Linked DNA regions of Homo sapiens: all the other regions are linked to region 2. Evidence: chromatin contacts called from ENCODE Hi-C or POLR2A ChIA-PET data. All regions are on one chromosome and are shown on one strand. Each heading gives the region's core, a stretch centred on a gene start or an enhancer-like site at or near the end of the contact. The rest is flanking DNA. Distances are from core to core; before and after follow the strand shown.

Region 1 (4,390 bases), core at 913-3,412, 5.8 Mb after region 2:
TTTTCAGAGCTCAATTGAGAAGACACTAATGTATCTGTTAGGGTCCTTTCCCTTTATTGCAGCTCGCTGATATTATCTACAAGTTCTGTGTGTTGCAAACTTCTGCCAGCTAGAACTTCAGCCTTCGAATCTCAGCATTTTCACTATAGTCCGTAATTCATTCAAATTATCTTACACTTTGCATCTTATCCATATGCAATTGTGAACCTTGCCAGAAGTGGTTGGAAAAGTTTCATTCCATACTTCCACAAGTTACTAAAATAGGAACTTTGGAAGTTTGTTAGGAAAAAAAAAAAAAACTTTTACAGTAACTAAAAGTAACTGCTATCCATTATTAATGCTAGGCCTAAATCCCAAACAGACCATTTCAACATAAAAGATGCGTTTAAGAGTCTTCTGAGATCAAATACCCGGTATTATTACTGTTAGATATTGCAATAAGAAGGGATGTCATGTGGGAAATAAATCCAGAATCTAGAGAGGAGAGCGAAAACTACTGATACTTTTTAGCCTTCCAGAAACTATTCCGGTTAAACCGTTATCTCCTACTAAATGAAGGCAAGAAGTGGTAGGTTTTTTAAGGGAGAGGTGAATAAACATTTTATGTGAAGCATATAACTTCATGTAGGTGATTAATGGTCAGATCCTAATGTACCAAAGCAGTATGAAATCTCACGCTTAAAAAAAAAATAGCGCAAAACCACTTTGACTTCAAGCCTTTTAGTCAAGGAAAACAAATAACATATTCAAAGGGGACCGGATTTGAAGTCTCGAAGTAGCAATATTTTGCCTGGGGGTGGGTAGACAAGGGAGGAATGGACAGGGGGGCACGGAAAGGAGAGGCGGTGGGGCGCAAGAGCCCCATGCTCTGAGTTGAGTCGGAGGGGAAAAGTTGCCCCCGTCCTGCGCGCGGAGCGGCCGGAGTCGCGCGGTGGCGGTGGTGGTGGTGGCGGCGGCGGCGGCGGGGGGAGCCGTGTCCGGCCCGGGCCGCCGCTCCGGCTCCCGGCTAGGAGCCCAACTCTGCCCGGCGCTACCCGGCCCGCGGCCCGCGGCCTCCGGCGTTCGGCGCCCTGCACAACGTGGGCTCGTCTCGGCCCCGAAACTTTCACTCCGGGAGAGCCAACGGGCCACCGGCGCGCGGCGAGGACGCAGGCTCCACCCGGCCGGCGCGGGGGAACGCGCGTCCACGTAGCCCCGCTCAGCCGAGGGCTAGCCGCAGCCTGCCCGCGTCCGAGGGGCGCTGTCCGGGCCGGGGCCGGGACGGGAGCCCGCGTCCTTTCCGCGGCCGGACCCCGAAGGCTGACAAACAATAAACAAAAGTAAGAGTTCGGGAAGACGGCGGGGGGCTGCGGCAGCGCAGGCTGCGGGGAGCGGGCCGTTGGGCGCAGGCACCCGAGGTCTCCCCGCACCCGAGGACTGCAGCCGGCCCGAGCGTGCGGGGTGAGCGGTGGGCTCCGTCGGCGGCCCCCTCCCCGGGCGCTGCGGCACTACGGAATCCCTGCTCCCGGCAGCAGAAACGCTGAGCCAGATTTCTGCGTGTCATGGACTGCAACCCCGCCGAAACACGTGCGGGGTGTCCGAAAACACTGCTGTTCCGCAGTCCGTCGCCCCGATATTAATTAACGCATTAATAAGAGGGCGCCATTAGCCATGTGCCCACACAAATGGCCGTGCAAGAGGAATGCACCCGCATGGAAACAAAGTTACTTTCTTTAAGCGGGATCCCCCCCCCCACCCGCGGGCACACGCGCGCACACACACAGAAACACGCGCAGACACAGACACACACCGAGACGCACGCCCTGGGCCCGGCCGGAGCGACGGCCCCGGTGCCCCCCACCCAGCCCCAGCCCTGCCCCCGGCGCCCCGGCCCCCAAGCCCTCCGCATCCACGCCGCGGCTTACCTGGGTGAGACAGAGCGGAGAATACATAACTGCCGGGCGCTGGGGTATGCGTGTGCGTCTGGGTGTGCGGTTTGGAGGTGTGCGTGAGTGTGGGTGAGAGAGGAGAAAGAGGGAGAGAGGAAGAGAGAGAGAGAGAGAGAGAGAGAAGGGGGGAGAAAAAAAAATCAAGCCTGCTTCTTGCGTTCACATTTCCAAGTCGGCTCAACTGCAGCCAGCCAGCCAGCGCTATTGCCGCTCCATGAGCTGAACTTTAACCCCGCCTAGAGTTTCCCTACACTCCACTATACATGCCTACTGTACGCGGGTGTTAAAGGCATAGCGCACCCTTTCCCGCTCCCGCGCCGGCCCGGCCGGGTGCCCGCGAGCTGCCCGCGCGCCCGCCTCCGCCTCCGCTCTGCACCGCACCGCACAGCCGCCGCCCGCTCGCGCCGCCGCCGCGGGGGGGAGGGGGTGTGGGGGAGGGGGCGGCTGCGGCGCCGCGCGGCCAGCCGGGTCCCGAGCCTCCGCGGCCGCTCGCGCTCGCAGGCTGGCTCGCTCGCTCCCCGGCTCTCTCCGTGGCTCGCTCCTTGCTCGCTCGCTTGCTCGCTCTCCCGCTCGCTCCCCGGCCCCCCCGCCCCCTCCCCCGATCAGCGCATTACTGGGTAACGCAGTGAGGAGCAGTTACAGTCTGTACTCCCGGGCAGCTATAGGCTGCCACAGGATGTGCTTAAGCAAACAAAACTACTTTTCCTCGTCCCCATCCCCCCACCCCCGCTGCAGACCTCCGCGGACCTCGGTGGAGGACTTGGGCAACTTTGCCAGGTTGCCCCGCACCCCCCGGGCCACCGCGTGGGCACGTAGAGAACCGAGGAGGAGGCCGGGCGGCACATTTGCATGTATGCAAATTTCTTTGAAAAATCAGACCTCCTAGGTAACTTTTTTTCCCCCACTGAAATGCGGTAAGGCTCAAAGCATTGTAATCTCTCCAGCGAAGCTTTCTGTGGGAATAGATTCGTCGGCAGAGGTAATTATGCACACAATCCTGCAAACTTTGTGCAGCTTCGGTCCTGTGGCATTCAGAAGCGGGGGTGGTGAGGAATCAGTGCCCACAGAAGATTCACCGGATTTGGGGGGCGGGGGTCTGGAGAAAAGAAGGCGGAGATTAATGAGCGTTATCCCTCCCAGGACTGTGAAACTAGTGGGTTTGAACACAGACGCCATAGAAAAAGTTCTATCACGTTCAGAAACAACAGTGGTTTAGCTGTGACATCTTTTACTTTTTAGGAGGAAAAAAATATGTGAAAGGGATGTCCCCTTAGGGAAGGGAGATATTCTGATCCACAAACGCGTGCCCAGAACTGGACATAGGCTATCATTACCGTCCCAGTTTCTGGGACACCTCTGGAAGGGTGCCTTTTAAGAATCCCTTTTTTCCCTCCCCCAGGTAATAGTTCTTAAAATGGAAAAGAGCTTCCTGCAATTATTTTAGGTTTGCTAAAGTATTGTTTTGGCAGAAAAGAGGGGGGTGGTTTTTAGGGTTTGGCAAGTTGCCAGTAAGCCTGCTTTTCCAGTTTTTTTTTTTTAACCTCATATTTTCTCTCTAGGCTCTCCTCTCTCGGAGGGGGGAAAGCCTACCTGCCTCTTCTAAGCCCCCATCCCTTATTTTACTTCTCTTCCTCATGATGGTTTGCAAAATGCTGCATTTGACAACCCTTCTCAAAATTCCAAAAGGAAAGAGGTAGGTATCATGTTGAAAGACACTGGCACACAGGGGAATCTGCCCTTCGGTGGAGGTGACATAACCAGAGAGTCTCTAAAGAGGGGACATTCCTGTAGGAAAGTGAGGGTAAGTGATGTGTTAACAAGTGAGGGTGAGTGATGTGTTAAGGCCACTCTCATTCAGACTTCTTTTCAAAGCAAGGGGCAGGAAATACTGTACTGGAGAAAGAGCAAAAGAGAACCTCTGAAATAATTCTGCATCTGTCTAAAGTTATTTTATGCTTGTACTTTAGTTACTTTATTGCCAAAATAATTCCCGAATGCTCAAGAACCATTCTCTCTCCCACCCTCCCTCCTGAACATCCTTGGAAATCTCTCAAGATTATTTACTAAGGAGTGAGGAGAAATAATGATTTCAGCCTTTAATGAGAGAGTCCATTTTCCCAAACTTAACCCACTGCTTTTCCTTGGTTCCTCTCAGATTTTAGTAGGGGAGGAATGTCCTAAAAGCCAAGCTGTGTTACAGAGACAACATCCCTGGCCACGAGAACCTTTGCTGGGATCTATAACTTCAATGCGCTCCAAGTTTCCTCGATAGAAGTTTCTGGCTGACGGTCCCAACATGTAACTGAGGCACAGTGAAAAGTTATTGTTCAGAGTGTGTACTCGGGAAGCTCTCTTCCAGAGCAGATTAAAATCTTTCTTTTGGTGTATTAAAAGATACACTTCACATCTGCCTATTTTCAAAACGGCAAAGATTCTTACTTTTGAGTCTCAAGGAAAAAAAA
Region 2 (4,780 bases), core at 2,161-4,660:
TTGCTTAAGTACACTGAATCTTTGATTCTTCAGTTAAACTACCAACAGAAATCCCAACTATGATAAAGAGCAGGGGATCATAGTCTATTAACCTACTGAATGAATCCTAAACTTGTCAGGAAAATGGAAGTCTGAAACATTTCTGAATGGGTATCTATCTTACTGTTAAATAACTCTTTAAGTTTATTAATATTGTGTATCAATATTACTAGTTTTAAATGGTATTATTATTATTGAGGGAAAAAAACTCTCTACATTTTTCCCCTTCCCCTTTTTATAAATGTGGATTCAGTGGGTTTTTTAGGTTCAGATATTATAAAAAAGAAACAGCTCTAATACTGCAATTCATAGGTAACACATTACCACTGAATTCAGTATCCTTCCACTATTATTTTATTTTAGTGATACACCTAACTGTAAAATTTTCAGGAGCCACCTTACGGAATGAAAAGTCTTTCTCAAAACGCTTACTTACCCTCTTCAGTATTAAATATATAAAAATTAACTATTCACTAGTTATAGAATTTTAGTGTTGGATGGGACCTTAGAGATCTTTTAGTCAATTCTCTACCCTGTCAAGATAGTAATCTCTCATCATGCTTCTACTACCAGGCTTTCTGCCTATGTTTAAACCCCTCCAGTGACTCACTATATCTCATAAAAAGGCTGCTCTTTTCAAAAAAAGTTCAAATGTTTAAAACATTCTTTCTTTTATTATGCCAGAATCTACCTCCTTGTTGTTTCCATCCATTACCCTTAGTTCTTCAGCACTTTGGATTAATTCAACAGATATCTTCTTTGTATCCAAATGCAAACAGTTAATATTTATACTTGGGTTAACAAAAAAAAATTTATTTTTAAAGCCTATTCATACTAGAAGAGTTGAAAATAGGACATGAGAGAGCTAAAGGCATAAGAAAATGCACCATTAATTGTGTCTGCTTAAAATTATTACACTTTGTTATTTATTAATGTGATATCCAAAACAGTAGTTCTGTTGGAATTGTGTATAAAATTTTTAAACTAAAAAAGTGTGCTGAATTCCAATTTTATGTGAGGTTTGTGATTAATGTCCCAAAACAAAAAACCACTATACAAAGCCTGAATAAATGCCTCTTCAGCTCCTATTCCCCACCTAAAAGCCTCCTTATTTTCAGGCAAAGTAACATTAATTTTTATGACATTAAGCTACTCAAAACTGCTATTATATTGATAAATCATTTGTAAGCAATTTACTGAATCTTCCATTCAAAAGTTATTGAACAATTCTATAGAGGCTATAAGGCGCACGCACACACAAACCCCTCAGTTATTATTATGCTTTTAACAAAAGCATTTAGGAGCACAATCTTACTTCAACCAGTACCTTAAACGAACCAATGAACAAACTTCTTTGGCAATTTACATATACCTAAGAAATATAACCTTTTATTCAGTACCAACACCTGATTCAAATACAAGTAACATATATATATATACTATATAAACCTATCTGTTATGCAATCCAAAAAGGTACCTCTCAAAATGCACCAAGAAAATACTGTACTTATAACAATTTAGACTCTGGGGTTAGCTGACTGAAATAGATTAATACAACACATCCAAAACTAAAAAATTCTATATCTAACAATTTTCAGCGTCCATGAGTCTCTTTTGAGATTAGTTTATAAACTATTTCCTGAAATTTTTATTTAAAAGCAACAGCCTACACCATGTCTTTATGATGTGGTGGTAAAATTTTATGGATAATTACTAATTTGGTTGAAAATACCTACATCTAAAAAACTTAGCCTATTACATTTGGAAGCCCCACATCTATAGTGACAATCAGCATCATCTTTCGTTAGTTTCATTTTTTGTTATTAATGCCACTCTAAAACACTTATATAGGCTTTTGGTTCTTCAAATAACAGTTTTGGATTTTCTTTTCATAATTTTTACAGTTTTATCCAGTGGCCCCATTTTATCAGAATATTACAAACTATGATTATGGTTTTTACATTGATGACATGTTATTTTTATCTCACCCAAATTCTGGAAATTTTTGGCCCATCAGTTCTCAAACACTGGAACATATAAGAAGAGTAATATAATCTTATATTACTTGAGGGAGTTTGGATTTTCCCTCCCTTAATCTCCAAGTGTACCCCTGCCTACCAGCATCACATCCGTCTTGTCTGCATTGAACCTCAACCAGTTGGTTCTTAACCACGTCCGAAACTCAGCCAGGCACTGGGAGAATCGAGCGACCACACCATCTGGATCAAAGGAAAGAGAGCCTCAGTAGCAAGGAGACAGAAACGATGATACAAGCTCACCATCCACCCTGTTTCGCATTTTTAAAAAGATGGTCGGGAATCAGGACAAGGATCCCATGACAATTTTAGAAAAACATTTAATGAGCCTTAAGTCATGCAATTTGTAACTAATGATAAAGGAATAAAAGCGACCCAATAAATAGGTCGCCTCATTCCACCCATAAGTGAAGAAGGTTCAGTCAACTCCGGGTCATCTTGGTGAAGCGGCCTCAATAGCCAAGTCAATCTTGTAATTACATAAGTTCTTCTGCAGAAATGCAGAATTCTAGCGTTGGAGGAAGCTTTAAATAGGGAAAACTGAAGCCCAGAGAGGGATAGTGACTCGCTCAAGGTTACACAGCATGCAGGGACCACAGATAGGCTCCAGGCCAGGGACCTAGCCACTACAAGCTGAAAGAACAAGAGTAAAGAGCGGCGGGCATCTGTCCCAAGGGATCCTCCCACGCGCTAGGAGGACCTCGTTTCCTTACAGTAATACCCTATTCGAGTCTCTCCTCCCTCCCTGACTCCATCCGAAAAGGGCAAGTTGGCCCAGGGCGCTGCTCACCATAAAGGCTGCAGTGCAAGCGAGAGCCTCCCGGGGATGGGACACAAGTGAGGGAAATACAGGAGAAAGAGGCGGAGCCACAGCAGGGTGGTCAGCTTAGCCCCACCCCGACTGGGATCAGGGACCGAAGCGAACGGGGCGAGGCGAACTCACTCCGCAGCGGATTCCCAGCGCGGCGCCACCACCGCGAAGGCAAAAAGGCGGCGCTGGGAGGCAGTCGATGGCCAGAGGGAGGAAGCTGCGCATGCGCCTTTGGCAGCCGGCGGAGAGCAAGCCAGGCGCGTTCTGCGGCAGCCCCTCCCCGGAAGTTAAGGGTCTTCCGGGCGGTACACTGCCGTGGGGGAGGGGAAGGAGAGAAAGGGGACTGAGGACACCTCAGGAGCCCCTCATCCCAAACTGGAATAGAAGGGGAGAGATGGCTTGTGGAGGCTGCACTTACAGCCGCTGCCGCTGCTGCCGCCGCCACCTTCGCTGCTGCCGCCACCGCCTGAAGAAGCCCCATCCATCCGCCTGCAGCCGGGAGACTCAGAGCCTGGGAGGGGCCTGAGGCCCGGGCCGCCCGCCTCCTTCTTCCAGTCGTCGTCCGGAGCTTCCTCCAGCTCCACCAACCCTCTGCCCTCCCCTCCGCCTCCGCCCTCCTCCTCGGCCTCGTGCCGCCAGCCAACCGCGCGGCCGCTTGTTGAGCCAGGGCTCCACCGTCGCCATGACGCCCGGCAAACATTCCGGAGCCTCGGCCCGAGCCGCTAACGGAGGAGCTTGGGGGTACAGGGACTTCAGAGGCGGCCAAAAAAAGGGGTGGTGCACCACTCCCCAGCTGGTCGCCACCATGCCAGTCTCTCCGGCAGGCAGTCACAAGCAGCAGAACTTCGGGTTGTAAGTTCCGGCGCTAAAAACCGTAGTCCATCCCCCTGGGACCCGGAGGGAGCCCTTCTATTAATAGATACCATTTCTGGATTTGGAAAGGGGCCCTACCCTAACTGGGTTCAGTCTGTAGACCTTGAAGCTCCTAGGCCACAATGTCTCCTTTATCGACCTACCGCAGTCTTTAAAAGAATCTCTACTGGGCTGGGCGCGGTGGCTCACACCTGTAATCCCGGCACTTTGGGAGGCCGAGTGGGGTGGATCACCTGAGGTCAGAAGTTAGCGTCCAGGCTGGCCAACATGGTGAAACCCCGTCTGTACTAAAAATACAAAAAGTTAGCCGGACGTGGTGGCACATGCCTGTAATCCCAGCTACTTGGGAGGCTGAGGCAGGAGAATCCCTTGAACCCGGAAGGCGGAGGTTGCAGTAAGCCGAGATCGTGCCGTTGCACTCGAGCCTGAGCAACAGAGCGAGACTCTGTCTAAAAAATAAGATAAAATAAATCTCTATTGCTGTGCTTGCTGTGTGAGAAAAGACCTGGTTTAGAACCATCGTTCTAGCACTTCTAGTTTGTTAAGGCCTGCAGTCTCTCAAGCTTGATGCTTTCATGCTGTGCCCAGACGTTCAAGAGCCTCAGCTTCTGTGAGCCACCAGGCCGAACATTGCTGTGCTCTGTAGTAGAGGTATTTTATTGTCGTCTCGTCAATACCATCTTACTTTAAAACTAATTCCTGCTTCCAACATTCTGTTGTTATGCAGCAGTTGAACAAGACTGTAGAAAAGCACACAGCTGTGTGGACTTGTCTTACTTTAAATGGTTCCTTAGCGCTGCCCGTAATGCTGCCCACTAAGTTCCCCCAAAATTCCCTAAGTAATTTGTTTTCTCTTCCCCTCTCCAATCTCCTCCACCTCAGCTAATCTTTCTTCAGCGGAACTTGTTGAGAGTTCTTGGGAGAGAACCTTGCATTCTCTCTTGAATATGGTACTCACGCTTTTGTCCATCCTACCACTCCATCAAAACAGCTTCTATGAAAGCCAGCAATAGCCATGCAA
Region 3 (4,628 bases), core at 1,448-3,947, 7.6 Mb after region 2:
AATTAGTTTAGCCTGTGCAGTCTAACCCTAGCCAATAGGGGAACGACACAGCAACAGGGGCCACGTGCGTCAGGCATAAGACCCGCCCCCCCACCCTTGTCCAGGTGTGCGCTCACCATTGCTCCATCTGTGAGGGCGCACCCTTCTATAGAAGTAAATGGCCTTGCTGAGAAGAAAAAAGAAAATTTGATATTCAAGTGCTATTTCTTTTGTGGCACTGAACCTTTATAACATTCCTAACCATTCTATTTTCCTAATCTCTCTCCACTCCCATAACTATTACCCTAACACGTCTCTCACCTATATTACTACAATTACCTCTCTCCGGGCTTCGCCAATCCAATTCATTCTCCAAACTGCAGCCAGAATTAATTTTCTATAACATAAACCTGAGAGTATGTATCACTGTTTGCCCTGGAGATATATTTCAAACTCCCCTAAGATGATTCACCAGACCCTTCCTGACCTGGCCTTCACCCTCCCCAGCCTCCTGTCAGGTGATTTTTTCCAACTTATCCTTTCCTGCACAGCCATCCTAATCAACCATGTGCCATGCTTGTGTAGTTCTGCACATGCTGTTCCCGGTTCATATAATCCCTCGCTCTTTCTCCAGCCCACTCATACTTAGGCTTTGGAACTCGGCTCCAGTATTCCCTTCTGGGAAGTCCTCCCCAAATGGCTTCCCCATGTTGAGCCATTTGCCCTTCTCTCAACTCCTGGGAGTCTTCGGCATACCTTTTCAATGTACTCATCTCACTATCACATAATCTCCCTCATCAAAGTGGATTGAAGCAAACTGGATGAAAGCTTGAAAGCAGAGACCAAGTCTTACTCATCTGCACTTTCCCAGAGACTACCACAGTTCTGGGCCCAAAGTATGTGGACAAGATGAGTGAACAAATGAATACATGAAGAACTGATTTGGATGATCTCTGACACCACCTGGGTTGATTCTATGTCCCTCCATTATAAAAAGGTGGGCGGGTGAGAAGGTAAGTGATCTCTGTAGCACGTTCTGGTAAAATAATCATTTCAAATCCCCCTGGGGGTGGAGGTAGGGGGTTCCACTCTGGCTAGGAGATTAAGGGCAAGATTCATTACCTCAAATTATTTTAAAAACCAGCTGGTAATTGACTGTGATTTAAACTATTTAAATCAATAAGTGAAAGGTTAGGTAAAGGGAACTATTTAAACTAATAAGTGAAAGGTTAGGGAAAGGGAACCAAATTCCAGGAAAAGCCAAGGCCCACAACAAAAACTAACACAGCCTGGAAGGCCCAGCCTCCTCCCAGTAAACTTATTAATTTTATCCAGAAAGACATGGCTCTCCACCCTCTGGGGTTATGCCCTTCTCCCAGCACACATGTTTTGACTTCCAAATCCAGCCAGGCAGGCTCCCAACCTCCCTCCCCCTCAAAATTGATCTCCAGGCCCAGCTGACCCCCTCTGATCTGTTCCCCCAATCATCCTTAATAACAGTGCTCTGGGCCTCCCACTAGGAGGTCCTCCAAGAGCCAGGCCAGTGGCCATCAGGTCAAGAGCCAAGCATGAGGGCCCCATTAACAGGAGACTCCCAGAAGACCAAGCGGCAGTCATCTGGCTGGAAAATCCAGCAAGCAAGTTAAAAAGGAAAAAAATCAGGACATACACGTGGTGGATCATAGAAAAAAAAGAGGAAAAGCAAGCAAAAACTATACAAAGCAAAACTCTACCATTTAAATAACAGCCACAAAATAAAAGACTTTCCCTTCTTTCATTCTGATTTACAAGTCAAAAGAATAAGCACCTCACCCCTCCTGGTCTCATACTTTAAAATTTAACCTAAGGATTAACTGCTTTTCAGACTTTGGTCATGTCATGACTGACTCTTCGGGGAAGAAATTTGTGTTAAGACACAGAAGTGCTTTAGTGGAAAACAGCCCATGATGAGGGAAATTCACCATTTTGCACCTTGTCAATTTTTTTTTTTTTTTTCTGAGACGCTCTGTCCCCCAGGCTGGAGTGCAGTGGCACGATCTCAGCTCACTGCAAGCTCCGCCTCCTGGGTTCACGCTATTCTCCTGCCTCAGCCTCCCGAGAAGCTGGGACTGCAGGCGCCCGCCACCACGCCCGGCTAATTTTTTGTATTTTTAGTAGAGACGGGGGTTTCACCGTGTTAGCCTGGATGGTCTCGATCTCCTGACCTCGTGATCCACCCGCCTTGGCCTCCCAAAGTGCTGGGATTACAGGCGTGAGCCACCGCGCCCGGCCCCTTGTCAATCTTTAAATAAAAAGGAAACGGCTAAAAATGAAAAGATATCCCTAGGCCTTTCTACTCAGGATAACTGTAACCAAACAGCATTATCTCATCTAAACTCAGCTGTGCCTCAAACATTATCACAAGTGCTGGAAGCGTTTAAATCTACAAGCAACACTAGCCTAAAAATGCCTTCGGTAGCCAGACGTGAATTAAAGGCTCCTCAAATGCCAGGAAAATGTCCTACAAGGGTAAGGGGAGGAGAGAAAGAGTACTGAATACAGATAAGTGGGCACTGATCGGAGAGGAAGCAGCACGGGTTCCAGACACCTAATAGGCAGCCTTGGGGATGCAGTCAAGGCCGACCCTTCCCTTCCCTTCCCTTAAGTGGCCGGACGCCTCACCCAGAAGAGGACACAGGGGACTCAACAACGTCTCGGGAACAACGGCCCGGCGGGTGTGAGACTAAGCGGCCAGGAGGAGGAAGGGGAGGAGGAGGCAGGGGAGGAGGAGGCAACGACTGCGGGAAAGGGGAAGGAAGGGCCGGGCCGGGTTGGAGAAGCCTCTTTCTGGGCGTGCGCGCTAAGAGCCTGCGCACCAGCAAAAGCCCCCAGCGCCCACGTGGGACTGAGAGGAGGGTCACTTACAGTACTTGTCCAATCTGAAATTACATTTTAGCTAGACGGATTCTGCACGTAGCCGCGCCGAACCCCACGGCGCCTGAGCAGGGCGGTCCCGGGGCGGCTACAGCCCCGCCTTGCGCGCGATCCCGCCCCCGCCGGCGCGGCCCCTGTAAAGCGCGGCCCCTGTAAAGCGCGGCCCCTGTAAAGCGCGGCCCCTGTAAAGCGCGGCCCCTGTAAAGCGCGGCCCCTGTAAAGCGCGGCCCCTGTAAAGCGCGGCCCCTGTAAAGCGCGGCCTGATTGGCCCTTTGAACCGGGCGTGGGATTGGCCGTCGCCTGCCCACCCCGCGGCTGCAGCGTTCCCTGGGGCCTAGCCAACCGCGGGCAGGGCTGGGCAAGGCGGGAGGAGCGCGGACCCAAGATCGGCTACGCTGCGTCTGCTCAGGCTGCGAGTTCCCGGCTCTGGGGACTCACCTTGCGGAGCTTACCCAGGCGGACTCTCCGCAGCCCCTGATGGGTGTGTGTGTCAGACCGTTTACTAAACACCAGGACTGTTGTAGGCGACTGTAAGAAATAAGAATATTGCATGGTTACAATTCTTGAATGCTTACCTTGTGTCTTGTTCCTTACTCTACAGAAATTTTCTAATCCCGTGGCGAACCCCCGTACTTCAACGTATGACATTCTGTAAATCTACAAAACAGATGGGTCCCTGCCTTTGAGAAGTTTTTACAATTTAGTGGGTACTGGACACGGACCTAATTTAATTCTCACATGCCTTCCCTTTCTAATAAGCTGCATGTTATGTATCCCTATTCTACAGATGTGGGGAATCCGAAATTTTTAGCTTTTACTGGGACACACAGCTAGCAAGCAACTAAAGCGAGAATTCCAACCTGAGCTCCAATCCGAACTATTTTCATAAAAGGCAGGATCCCAGGCTGAGGGAGTTCGAGGTTTGGGAGACAGTTTAGCAGTCGCTGAGTCCAAACATGTTGTTTTCCTAGAAAAGAAAACTGAGATCCAGGAAAGGGAAGTGATTTTCCAAAGACACACCTGTGAAAGGTAATAATTTCACTGAACGGATCTTAAGTGGCAGGTGCACTAAGATTGTCTGCTATCTTCACAACAACCCCGAAGTAAATAAGTGCTCTTATCTTGGTCTTACAGGTGAGGAGAACAGCCCAGTGAGGCTGAGGCCACACAATTAACCCCAGTCTTTGCACTACAACTCTACCAGGGATCCTGGTTTGGCTCATTTTCTTTCTTCTGCACCATGATTGTTCACCTTTTCATTACCAGCAACATACCCAAAGACCTAGCTATAGACTCGTTGGAATCTGTTACTTAGCAGCTGTGTGAATCAAGTGTTCAATAGGAATAATAAGATGTATTCATCTTACCTTTTCAGAACATTATGAAGAACAAATGTGGTAAGACATATGAAAATGCTTTGTAAAGTGTTAGATGCTTAATACACAGAAGACATTGCTTCCAGATCTGTTTCAACGTACCCCAAGAATGGAATAAGTGGAATATGCTGGTTTCATGCACTGTGGCAAGGGGGTCTCATCTTGGCTAGACTTGAATAAGTGGATTTGTTGCCTGGCCTCTGTGGATGGCTCTTTCTCTGGGCTTTTGTGTATTTGATTTTTTATTTGCTCCAGCAGCCGTGTTGAACCATGAAAGGACCTCAGGAATGAAACCCACACACAGCAAAGCAACAAAGTGAAAGAAGCGTGGATTCCTAATGCAGGAGGCACTGAACCAAT

The links. A loop is a pair of places that touch in the nucleus more often than their neighbours do. ChIA-PET counts read pairs that join two places held with the same protein, here RNA polymerase II (POLR2A). Pooled maps may share reads with other maps.
Region 1: a pooled map shows a loop between it and region 2 (5-fold over the local background). The contact joins the promoter of NFIA here to the promoter of MIER1 in region 2. A Hi-C loop is called at or near these places in 1 of 168 maps with a recorded cell type or tissue (naive thymus-derived CD4-positive, alpha-beta T cell) and 6 of 50 pooled maps. POLR2A ChIA-PET finds 5 or more read pairs at or near these places in 1 of 52 experiments (AG04450).
Region 3: a map of CD8-positive, alpha-beta T cell shows a loop between it and region 2 (25-fold over the local background). The contact joins the promoter of FGGY here to the promoter of MIER1 in region 2. A Hi-C loop is called at or near these places in 1 of 168 maps with a recorded cell type or tissue (CD8-positive, alpha-beta T cell), 2 of 37 single-sample maps with no recorded cell type and 7 of 50 pooled maps.

Annotation. Positions count from the first base shown.
Region 1 is chr1:61,080,333-61,084,722 of GRCh38, reverse strand. It overlaps NFIA (nuclear factor I A), which reads right to left and starts at 2,162. Exons shown (of 11, transcript NM_001134673.4): 1 at 1,905-2,162. The coding sequence starts at 1,931. RefSeq lists a silencer at 2,592-2,886.
Region 2 is chr1:66,923,620-66,928,399 of GRCh38, reverse strand. MIER1 (MIER1 transcriptional regulator) reads right to left here and starts at 3,410. Exons shown (of 14, transcript NM_001077700.3): 1 at 3,305-3,410; 2 at 2,158-2,258. The coding sequence starts at 3,371. It overlaps DNAI4 (dynein axonemal intermediate chain 4), which reads left to right and starts at 3,544. Exons shown (of 17, transcript NM_024763.5): 1 at 3,544-3,738. The coding sequence starts at 3,569. RefSeq lists enhancers at 3,112-3,391, 3,682-3,841 and a silencer at 3,422-3,541.
Region 3 is chr1:59,295,163-59,299,790 of GRCh38, reverse strand. It overlaps FGGY (FGGY carbohydrate kinase domain containing), which reads right to left and starts at 2,697. Exons shown (of 16, transcript NM_018291.5): 1 at 2,641-2,697. FGGY-DT (FGGY divergent transcript) reads left to right here and starts at 3,241. Exons shown (of 2, transcript XR_001738089.2): 1 at 3,241-3,422; 2 at 4,027-4,628. RefSeq lists an enhancer at 39-1,238 and silencers at 2,656-2,745, 2,756-3,295.